Regions from separate parts of the Mus musculus genome. Here regions 1 and 2 are each linked to region 3. Evidence: chromatin contacts called from ENCODE POLR2A ChIA-PET data. All regions are on one chromosome and are shown on one strand. Each heading gives the region's core, a stretch centred on a gene start or an enhancer-like site at or near the end of the contact. The rest is flanking DNA. Distances are from core to core; before and after follow the strand shown.

Evidence for each region. ChIA-PET counts read pairs that join two places held with the same protein, here RNA polymerase II (POLR2A).
Region 1: POLR2A ChIA-PET joins it to region 3 with 22 read pairs in embryonic stem cell. The contact joins the promoter of Dus3l here to the promoter of Khsrp in region 3. POLR2A ChIA-PET finds 5 or more read pairs at or near these places in 3 of 5 experiments (Patski and embryonic stem cell).
Region 2: POLR2A ChIA-PET joins it to region 3 with 11 read pairs in embryonic stem cell. The contact joins the promoter of Vmac here to the promoter of Khsrp in region 3. POLR2A ChIA-PET finds 5 or more read pairs at or near these places in 2 of 5 experiments (Patski and embryonic stem cell).

What each region holds. Positions count from the first base shown.
Region 1 is chr17:56,763,297-56,766,561 of GRCm38, forward strand. Dus3l (dihydrouridine synthase 3-like (S. cerevisiae)) reads left to right here and starts at 1,455. Exons shown (of 13, transcript NM_144858.2): 1 at 1,455-1,645; 2 at 2,229-2,496. The coding sequence starts at 1,560.
Region 2 is chr17:56,715,259-56,718,375 of GRCm38, forward strand. It overlaps Vmac (vimentin-type intermediate filament associated coiled-coil protein), which reads right to left and starts at 1,663. Exons shown (of 2, transcript NM_178926.3): 1 at 1,376-1,663; 2 at 1-559. The coding sequence starts at 1,566. The coding sequence ends at 226. It overlaps Ndufa11 (NADH:ubiquinone oxidoreductase subunit A11), which reads left to right and starts at 2,504. Exons shown (of 4, transcript NM_027244.1): 1 at 2,504-2,684. The coding sequence starts at 2,582.
Region 3 is chr17:57,030,208-57,033,299 of GRCm38, forward strand. It overlaps Khsrp (KH-type splicing regulatory protein), which reads right to left and starts at 1,300. Exons shown (of 18, transcript NM_010613.3): 1 at 941-1,300. The coding sequence starts at 1,192. Slc25a41 (solute carrier family 25, member 41) reads right to left here. Exons shown (of 7, transcript NM_175333.3): 7 at 2,565-2,976. The coding sequence ends at 2,789.

The DNA of each region.
Region 1 (3,265 bases), core at 205-2,704, 270 kb before region 3:
GCACCTCATGGTTAACGGTCTGTACGGTTTCACAGTTATCAACTGCCAGGCTGTCACGCCTCCTGCGGGAAGCCAGCCTGGGTTGCCTTGCACAGAAGAGGACGGAGTTGCTTTGAGGAAGGGATCTTGTTTCTGTCGTTGCCCTTTGCAGCCCTGTTTCTTCCAAGAGCGTGTCCTTATCACAACCCAATTGTAGACGCTACAAAGGAGCCTCAGCCTTAAAATGCATTGTTATTCCCATCTTGCCCAGTAGGGACGGTAGAGAGCAATGGCGCAAACAGGGTGCTATTGTGGTCTAAGGCTAATTAATCGCTTTACCTCTCTGGGCCTGTTTCCCCTTATGTTATACAACCAGCAGAGTCTAGTTCGTGCGTTGCGGGACAGCCTGGGCTACAGGGTGAGACCCCCATCTCCATGAATTAAATAAATTTAAATACTGATTGGTTTGACTTGGCTTTGGTTGAGACATGTAGCTCAGGCTGGCCTCAAACACCAGGACTGCCAGGGCTATACAGAGAAACCCTGTCTCGACCCCCTCCCCCCCCCCCAAAAAAAAAAAAACCAAAACAAAAACAAAACACTACCTCCCGATCCACCCAAGTGCTGTTCTTACATGTTTAAGCACATTTTTATTAAAATAGTAATTGCAGGATCGGAGAAGTGCCTGATGTCAGGCTCAAGGGGCTGAGTTCAATCCCGGGACCGACATGGGGATGCAGGGACCCCCGCCCCCCATTGTCATATGACCTCCACATAAGGGTGACACACAGGAGACCCACACACACACAATAGATGAGTAAATGTCACTTTCAAAGTAACGCTGGCACACACCTTTAATCCCAGCACTTGGGAGGCAGAGGCAGGAGGATTTCTGAGTTTGAGGCTTGCCTGGGCTACATAGTGAGACGCTGTCTCAAAAAAAAAAAAAAAAAGAAAAAAGAAAAGAAAAGGCAGTACAATAAAAATAATTCAAATTGCCACGCGTTTATGGGCCACAGTGGCTCACGAAGGGCACTGTCAAAGGACAGCGTGTCCCCGTGAAGTCATTTGATCCTTCAAAGCTGTTGGTATTTTTTGTTTGTCTTCTGAGACACGGTTTCTCTGAGTAGCTCAGGCTGTTCTGGACCTCACTCTATAGACCAGGCTGGCCTCGAACTCATGATTCACCTGACTCGATCTCCCCAGTGCTGGGATTAAAGGCGTGCGCAACACCGCTCGGGCTGCGGTTTTTTATTATAAAATAACAGACTCGTTTGTAAAAGGGACAGAAGCAGAGTAGGTGAGTGTGAGCTGCACCCACACCCACACCCCCAGATTCACTTCCACGGATCAAGAGTGACCCACGGATGACCGACAAGAACCCCTCCGGGACCCTTGAGCACTTCCGTTTCCTGCGCAGCCTTGGCCCCCCCCCCCCCCGCCCCCACGGTCGTGCGCACGCGCGCCTTAGCAGCATTGCTGTAGTCTGAGCGTGCGCATTTCTTTCTGTAGGCTCCAGAGGACACGAGCGACCCGGAAGACTTTCCTGCCACACTCCAGAGCTGGTGTGAGGGGCATCGATGGCGGAGACGGCAGCGGAGAGCGGTGGTGGCGGTGACTCCGGGGTTGGCGCGTGCGAACGGGGGGTGGCGCCCATTAAAGCTCAGTGAGTCGCTGGCGCCCGTCAGCGAAGCTGATGTGGCCTTCCCGGCGTCCGTGGCGGGTGCGAGTGGTGCATGCTGGGAGGTGTGGCGGCATCCTGGAGAGCGGCATCCCGGAGGCGCCAAAGTCTTTACCTACCTTCTGCTGACACACGAGTGTAACATGTGTTGGTTGTCACAAGCCATGAGGCCGGCTGTGCACATAGGCAGCTTTGGGGAACCAGAAGCAGGGCCCGAGGTGCATGGTGGGGCTTGTAGTCTCCACGAGGGAAAAAAAAATGGCTCGCAGCGAAAGACCTGGGAAGGGTGGTAGCTTGAGTCTCGCTGCCAAGCATGCTGGGGTTTGTAGTTCCTTCGTAGCCTACCAAGGATATTGATATTTGTGTGTCGCAACCCTTAAGGCAATTCAGTTCTCAGAGCAGAGACACAAATGGCTCCTTCAAGTGTAAAACAGGTGTCCCCGTGGCACTGGGTGAAAACTGGCTGGTTCTAAGTAGGGAAAGCTTCCTGCAAGCAGGAGCACGTGAGCTTGGCATTAGCCCCCAAGCCCCTTTCCCTGTGCACATCGAGCCTCTCCCGCTCTGGCAGGTACCGCACAACCAAAGAACGGTTCCACGAATATCTGGATGGAGACAAGCAGGAGGGTGCATGCCAGGAAGTGCCCACAGGAGACCCAGCTGAGCCAGGGGCCAAAAGAATTCGCCTGGAAGATGGGCAGGAAAATGGGAAGACAGAGGTGGCAATTGAATCCCGTGAAAGGCAGGTGCCCAAGAGGGCCCGTGGCCAAAACAAAAGCCGGCCCCATGTGAAGCCAGCACACTACGACAAGGACAGGCTCTGCCCGTCCTTCCTCCAGGTGAGGGGTGGCTCTACAGGCTTGGCTTAAAGTCTGAAGATGCTGTGCTGTGACAAATATATATGACCCTTGACCTACAGGGACTCGACCTAGTAGTGCCTTGCCTTGGCCCCTGGTGCTGCCTTCAAAGTCATTGACCCTCAGCCTATCTACACATCACACTTGAATTTATTTATTTTTGGTTTTTTTGAGACAGGGTTTCTCTGTGTAGCCCTGGCTGACCTGGAACTCACTCTGTAAACTAGGCTGGTCCTGAACTCAGAGAGCACTCCCAAGTTCTGGGATTAAAGATGTGCTCAGCTATTTCAATTTACCTTTTTTTTTTAAAAAGATTTATTTATTTATTTATTTATTTATTTATTTATTTATTTATTATATGTAAGTACACTGTAGCTGTCCTCAGACACTCCAGAAGAGGGAGTCAGATCTCGTTACAGATGGTTGTGAGCCACCATGTGGTTGCTGGGATTTGAACTCCTGACCTTTGAAAGAGCAGTCGGGTGCTCTTACCCACTGAGCCATCTCACCAGCCTCCCTTTTTTTTTTTTTAAAGATTTATTTATTTTATGTATATGAGTCCACTGTAGCTGTCCTCAGACACACCAGAAGAGAGCATCGCACCCGTTACAGATGGTTGTGAGCCACCATGTGGTTGCTGGGAATTGAACTCAGGACCTCTGGAAGAACAGTCAGTGCTCTTAACCTCTGAGCCATCTCTCTAGCCCCCTTAATTTACCTTTTAAAGAGGGTCTTGTATGTCCTGGAGCTG
Region 2 (3,117 bases), core at 413-2,912, 310 kb before region 3:
TACCTTCATTTGTTTTTGAAACTATTTAAAACCAGTGGAATGTAGCAGATACTCCAGCACTGGGGGGGGGGGGGGGGTTTAAATGAGATCTTGAGTTTTCACTTGTTGTGATGTTTAGATGGGATCCGGGTAATGTCTCAAGACCCCTCTAGGTGATGTCCAGGACTCTAAGAGTGGAATCCCCATGGGGCCGTGACCACAGATTCTGAGATCTGTCAGGACAGCTCACACCGTGGTCCCAAACACAGCAGGCTGCTGGTCGTCCTGGTCGTCCTGGCCCTCCTCCTTTCCCATGTTGTTGCCCAGGGGTGGGCCAGGCCCATCAGGAAGTAGCTGGGCCCTATGGCTGTGGCTGGCCGGCAAGGGGCCCAGTTCCTCTGCCTCCTCCAGGGTGGCCAACAGTGCGGCCAGGGGTGGTCGGTGGCGAGTGATGTCCTGCAGCAGGTCAGCCCGAGGCTGTAGCTGCTGGATCATCTGGTCCCTCTGGTCCACTGCGGCCTGCAGGCTGCGAACTGTGGCCTCAGAGCTCAGCAGCTGCTCTTGGAGGGCAGATATCTCCCTGGTAAGAGGACCAAATAAGGTAGTTACCTACAGGGGGTGGGGGTGGGGGCATCTACCTGCTCCAGAATCCTCTGAGACTCCCTATGTCTCCTCCTGCACTACTTCTTTGTGTGCTTGTTTATGTGCATAGGCGCACACATGTGACAGCAAACATGTGGAAGTCAAGGTACAATTTTCAAGAGTTGGTTCGCTCCTCCTGCCCCATGGGATCAAATTCTTTGTCATTCTTAGTGGCGAGTGTCTTTATACACAGAGCCATTGATGTCATTGGTAAAGCACCCTCAGCCCCACAGCAGGCCTGGCGCTCTGTCATCCCAGCACTCGAGAGATGGAGGCAGAAGGATCAGGGGTTGAAAGCTACATAGTGCCTTTAAGGCCAGCCTTCTCTCAAAAAACAAAACAGTGCCAGTTTTGTGTGTCCTTCGGTAGGACTTCCGCATGGTCACAAATGGTTGTCACAGATCTGACTATTCTATATAGGGGTGTTCTGTGCCTTTGTCTACCGATGTGGGCCCCTACCCAGCAGCTTCCTTCGATCATCAGACACAATACTCTTGCACCTACCGGCAGACTCGGCCTTGTGGGTGGGACAGCTGGCTTCATTTTAACAGTTTGAAATGCTCTCAAGTAACCCAGGCTATACTCTAAAGTCCCCATGTAGTCGAGGATGGCCCGAACTCCTGATCCTCCAGTCTCAGCCCTCCTAGTGCTGTGATGCCGGGCATTTAGTGCTCCGGAAATTTTTGCTCTCGGTTCCCAGCCCTTTCCACCCGCCTCCTTTGGGATGTCCGCCGGGCCTCCTCCAGGGCCTCACCGGTCCTTGGCGCGACCCAGCTCATCCAGGGCGGCGCGCAGGTGCTGGTCGTGGCAGGCCAGGCGCTCGGCCTGCGCACCAATCGTGCGCTCAGCCGCCAGCAGCCGCCTCTCCAGCTCCGCTGCGCGTCGGTGCACGGCGGCCAGGTGCGCGTTCGCCTCCCGGATCTGCAGAGGTGGCGGCGCAGACATGGCCCCCGGCTGCCGTGCAGGCCCCACCCCGCCCTGTCGGGTCACGCCCACAACGCAAGAAGCCCCGCCCCTGAGCCCGACCCCCACCCCCCACCCCCTCCCTCACATGCAGCTGCCAGGCTGCCGCTGCATTAATTTAAACCTTCTCAAGAGGCCCCGCCCAACTTCGAAGTGACGTCAAGAAAGACACGCCCCCCGGAGGAAGGCGTGTGCTTCCTCTTGGGCTCTCACTATTGGCCACGTTTCTACCAGGGGCAGGACTAAGTGCGGCCACGCCCCGTAGCCAATGTTCACGTCCCTTTCAGGACCAGCTCCTGAGTGTGGCTGTGCCTGCGAGTGCAGCGAGGACTTAAAACCAAAGCAGAGTGGGCCTGGTCTCCGTCAATTATAATCCTCACGCTAAATCCTCACGATTGGTCCCCTTGCCCCCAGCCTGGCCACGCCCCCAAATAGTTACACGCGGTCCTGATTGAGATGGGCATGAAACCACACCCCTACACAGTCCGGATCCCTGACGAGCCAACCGCTTTTGCGCTGTGTCCCGCCGCGTCCGTGCAGCTCCGGCTAACTAGGGTATCACTAGCCTCGCGCTGTAATATCTGCCCTGCGATTGTCCTACCTTCTGTTAGTTTCGATCGCTGACCTGCCTGACAGTGTAATGGCTGTCCTGCGACCTGTCAATCCCATCCTTGGATGCACTATCAACATTCTCCGTACTAGAAACCTCGTCTTCGCTAGGGCTGGAGGCGTTTTTCTTCATGGCCTCAGTTTACCTTTCCTGACGTCACGGGCGTCTCTGTCCAGATTCACTTGTGGACCGAGCACGACACAGATCTTGCTACGGGATTAATAAGACCTCGGTACAAACCTGCACTGCGCGCATGCGCGCACGCCTTGTCTGCGTCCAAGGCGTTCAATAAAGTTGCGCGCTGGAAACCTCGCGAGAGTTGACCTAGCCGGCTACCCTTGAGTTCGCCCAGACGCTTTAGGGTCGGCCGAGCAAGCCCAGCTAGGTATGGCGATGGTGAAGCGGTTCTTTGAATCTTACCATGAGGTCCCCGACGGCACCCAGTGTCATCGCAAGACCTACATCACCACGGCCTTAGGCGGCATTTGCGGTGAGCGCGGGCCGGTGGGCGGGCGGAGGGCGGAGGTCTGGAAGCAAAGGTCAGAGGGCGCGCGGAGGTCCCTGGGGCGCCGGGGCGCAATGGCTGTAAAGGCGGAAGAGGTTGAGACTTTTGAGGGGCGTAGACTCGTCAGTGCCTAGGGGCTTCAGAGGTCGTAGGTCAATATCAGGGAGCAAAAGCTGGAGAAAATGTGAAGGTCATTTCAGCGTCGTCAGGAGTTTTTAGGGTTAAGGGGTGATCGGGTCATCGGAGTTTTTGAAGACAAGTTCTAGGGTTGCCTTGGCAAGACTGCAAACCCTCTGTGTAGCGGAGGATGGCCTTGAGGTCTTGATTCTCCTGTCTCCAGTCTGGCCTGCATGATCCTCCTGCCTCAGCTGCCCGAGTGCTGGGATGACAGGGCTACACCCCAATCTAGCCTCTGGAA
Region 3 (3,092 bases), core at 50-2,549:
GGGACCTGTTTTGACTTGAAAATAGGAGTAATGGTGTGTAAAGCAAGATCCTCTAAAAGGGAGTTGAATTTCTGGGCGGGTGCAAATGTGTGCTAAGATGGGTCCCCCCCACTTTCTAAGTATACGGCCAAGCTCAGTCCCTGTGCAAACCTAGGACTCCGTCTTGGGAACTAATATATTCTGAACCCTCAGGTCTCTGAATAGCGGTCTCCTACCATCCTGCGATGCAACTTTACAAACCCTGAGAAGCCCTTGGGGACCCTAAGACTCCAAGGGTTCAAAGAGGGGTCTCACAGCATCTCTGACCCCATCCTTCATGAACTCAGGAATTGCTCTTACAGATCTGCCTCAGTTTCTAGAACCCCATGGGTCCTAAGGGGGTGCCTAAGTGAAAACCCAGGAGTGATTCTTGGGGACATCCTCATAACATTCAAGCTCAGGCCTTTGGAAAACTAGGAGACCTCTCCAAATCACAAACAGTCTTGGACTTTAGAGTGGTCCTCAGAATGCAAACCCTATATCTTGAATGGAAATAACGGGTGCAAGCTCGGGGGGTGGCTCTTGGGGACACTGTCCCAGACTGCAACCTTTATGGGTCCTAGAGGAATCCTCTAGTACACCCAGGAAAAAAATCGTGGGAACTCCAAAGCTGCAACCCTCCTAATAGAGAAGACCTGGTGCAAGTACAGGGGTGGGTCTCAGGGACCCCAAAGGCTGCAAGCCCTGGTACCCAAGAGAAACCGTCCAGTGCAAAGTCTAGTTTTCGGAGATCCCCCCTTCAACGCACCCTTAACTACACGCACGCAGAGGGTCACCCTCACACCGTGACGGCCCCAGACTCCCCGCCCCGAGCCCGCCGCCCACGTGACCCTCCCGCGACCCCGCGCGCGCCGCTGCCCCCTCCCCCGCGCGCGCGCACGCGCCCTCGCGGCCCCCTCACCTGGCGGGCCCGCTGCACGGCGTCGGCGAAGGCGTCCTTGCGGATCCCAGGGCCGCCGCCACCGGGAGGCTGTGAGGGGCCCCCGGACGCGCCTCCTCCACCCGGGCCGCCGCCGCCAGGGCCTCCGCCGCCCCGGTCTCCCGCGCCCGGCGGGCCCGGCGGAGGGCCTCCTCCCGCACCCGCGGCTCCCCCTCCGCCGCCAGCGGGAGGCGGCGGGCCGGGCGGGGGACCTCCGGTGTTGTAGTCCGACATGGCGCGGCGGGGACGGGCTTGGTGCGGAGGCTTCAAGCTGAGGAGGCGGAGGCGGCGGCGGCTCAACGCGGGAACAAGGCCTCGCTCCACACGGCCGCGGAGCACGATGGGAAGCCAGCGGCTGGGAAGGCGACGGGGAGGGGGGGTCGCGGAGGGGGAAGAGGGGCACCTCCTCCCGCCACCGGCTTGACGGACGCCGAGGAACAGCCAGTAGTATACGGCTACCACTCTACGCCCGCCAATCGTGGGCCGTAAATCCGGGCGACCAGTCAGAGCTTCGGAAGATGCAGGGGGCGGGAGGCGCGGTGTGACTGACGAAGATAGGACTCAATAAGCCCAGGGCTGCTGGCGCTGGGCGGGCAATTGGAAGTCACGCGAGAAGTCAGGAGGCCCAATGAAGCGCGAGTTCCACCTTCTCGGGGCGGCTCTAGGATGAGAGTGACGGCTCTGATCAGTCACGTGGCCTTGAGGGCGGAGCCTATGAAAATTCTCTGGGATGAGCTGGGCGGGCGCTCGGCAAGATAGTCGTCAACACCAGCTAATGAATACACTTAGGAGGCGGTGCTTGCTAAGATTGGCAGTCATTTGATCCAGTCCCCGAAGCATTTTGGAGGATGCGCTTGGATTTGGACGTGACTTTTCTCAGAATCCTTGTCCTCTGACTTCTGAGCCAATGGCTGAGCGACAAGGGCAAGCGTTCAATGATTGACCCCTCTGTGGACAAATAGCAGTAACAGAAGTAATAGTGCCCGCTTGCTGAGAGCCAGTGAAAGCGCATCTGCATTGGGGTGGAACCCGCTACCAGGCGGCAGGAGCGGATTAGTGGGAGCAGAAGTGAGTGGCAGAGGACGTGGGAGGTAGTGCTCAGCAGCCGGAACTATGGGCAGGACCTTAAGTCAGCGCCCCAGTAGCCTGGCTTGGGGAGGCCTTGCCCGTGGCCTGCCCGAAGCCTTGGGGGGTGGGGGGAGTGGTGGCCCGAAATTGGGTGAAGATTTTCCCTCAAAGGACCTTCACTTCCAAGACTCATGACACCAACTCCTCAAACTTCAAGCCTATTCCCAACCTCGACCCAGGCCCCCCACAGGGGTCCAAGTCTCCTGCTCCCAACCCTGGACTAAGAAGGAACCCCAAGTTCCCACAGGAGTCCAAACTTCCAGTTGCCACCCTGGGCCCAGAAGTCCCAGGTCCATTTACCGGAGTTCAAGACCCCTAGAGCTCCTAGCCTGGACCCCAAAATCTCAGGTCCTCCTGATCCCCAAGTCGTCAGGGTGGGGGTTGAACTTAGGATCTCATAAATGCTAGGCAAGCACCCTAGACGATACACCCCATCTCCCAGCTCCCACCCAGAACCAGCTAATCTCAGACACAGACGTCCAAAACTATCTTTATTCATTGTCTGCATCTTCTCTTGAACAAGCCTGCAAAAACCCGGCTGGAATCCCAACTCAGAATCCCAATTGGAGGACTCCCAGCGCTTTTCTAATCCGAGTCCTGGGTGGTTTTTGCAAACCAAAATGGCCTTAAAGCCTGAGCCTTGGAGTGCTTTTTGAGACTCAGGGACACTGGGTCTTCCATTCTCTTCTTGTTCAGGGCAGGTCATCTGCTCAGGACTTGTACACCCAGGGTTTTCTTCATGGCTTCATACACCAGGTAGCTGATGCCGCCTGCTGGCAACACCTTCAGTAAAGTGGGTGTCATGCCTCTGTACAGCCCCGGCCAGCCCTGCTGGCTCAGTATCCTCTTGAAGACTCCCTGCATGGTGGGGTTGGAGCCCTCCACAGTGTCTGGGGATAGACATAGACAAGGTCAGCACTGGGTATGATGTGAGATTCACTGTGAAGGATCTGATCACACTGAGGGAATGTTGTAGAGATCATTTGGTTATTGTTATATATGTATG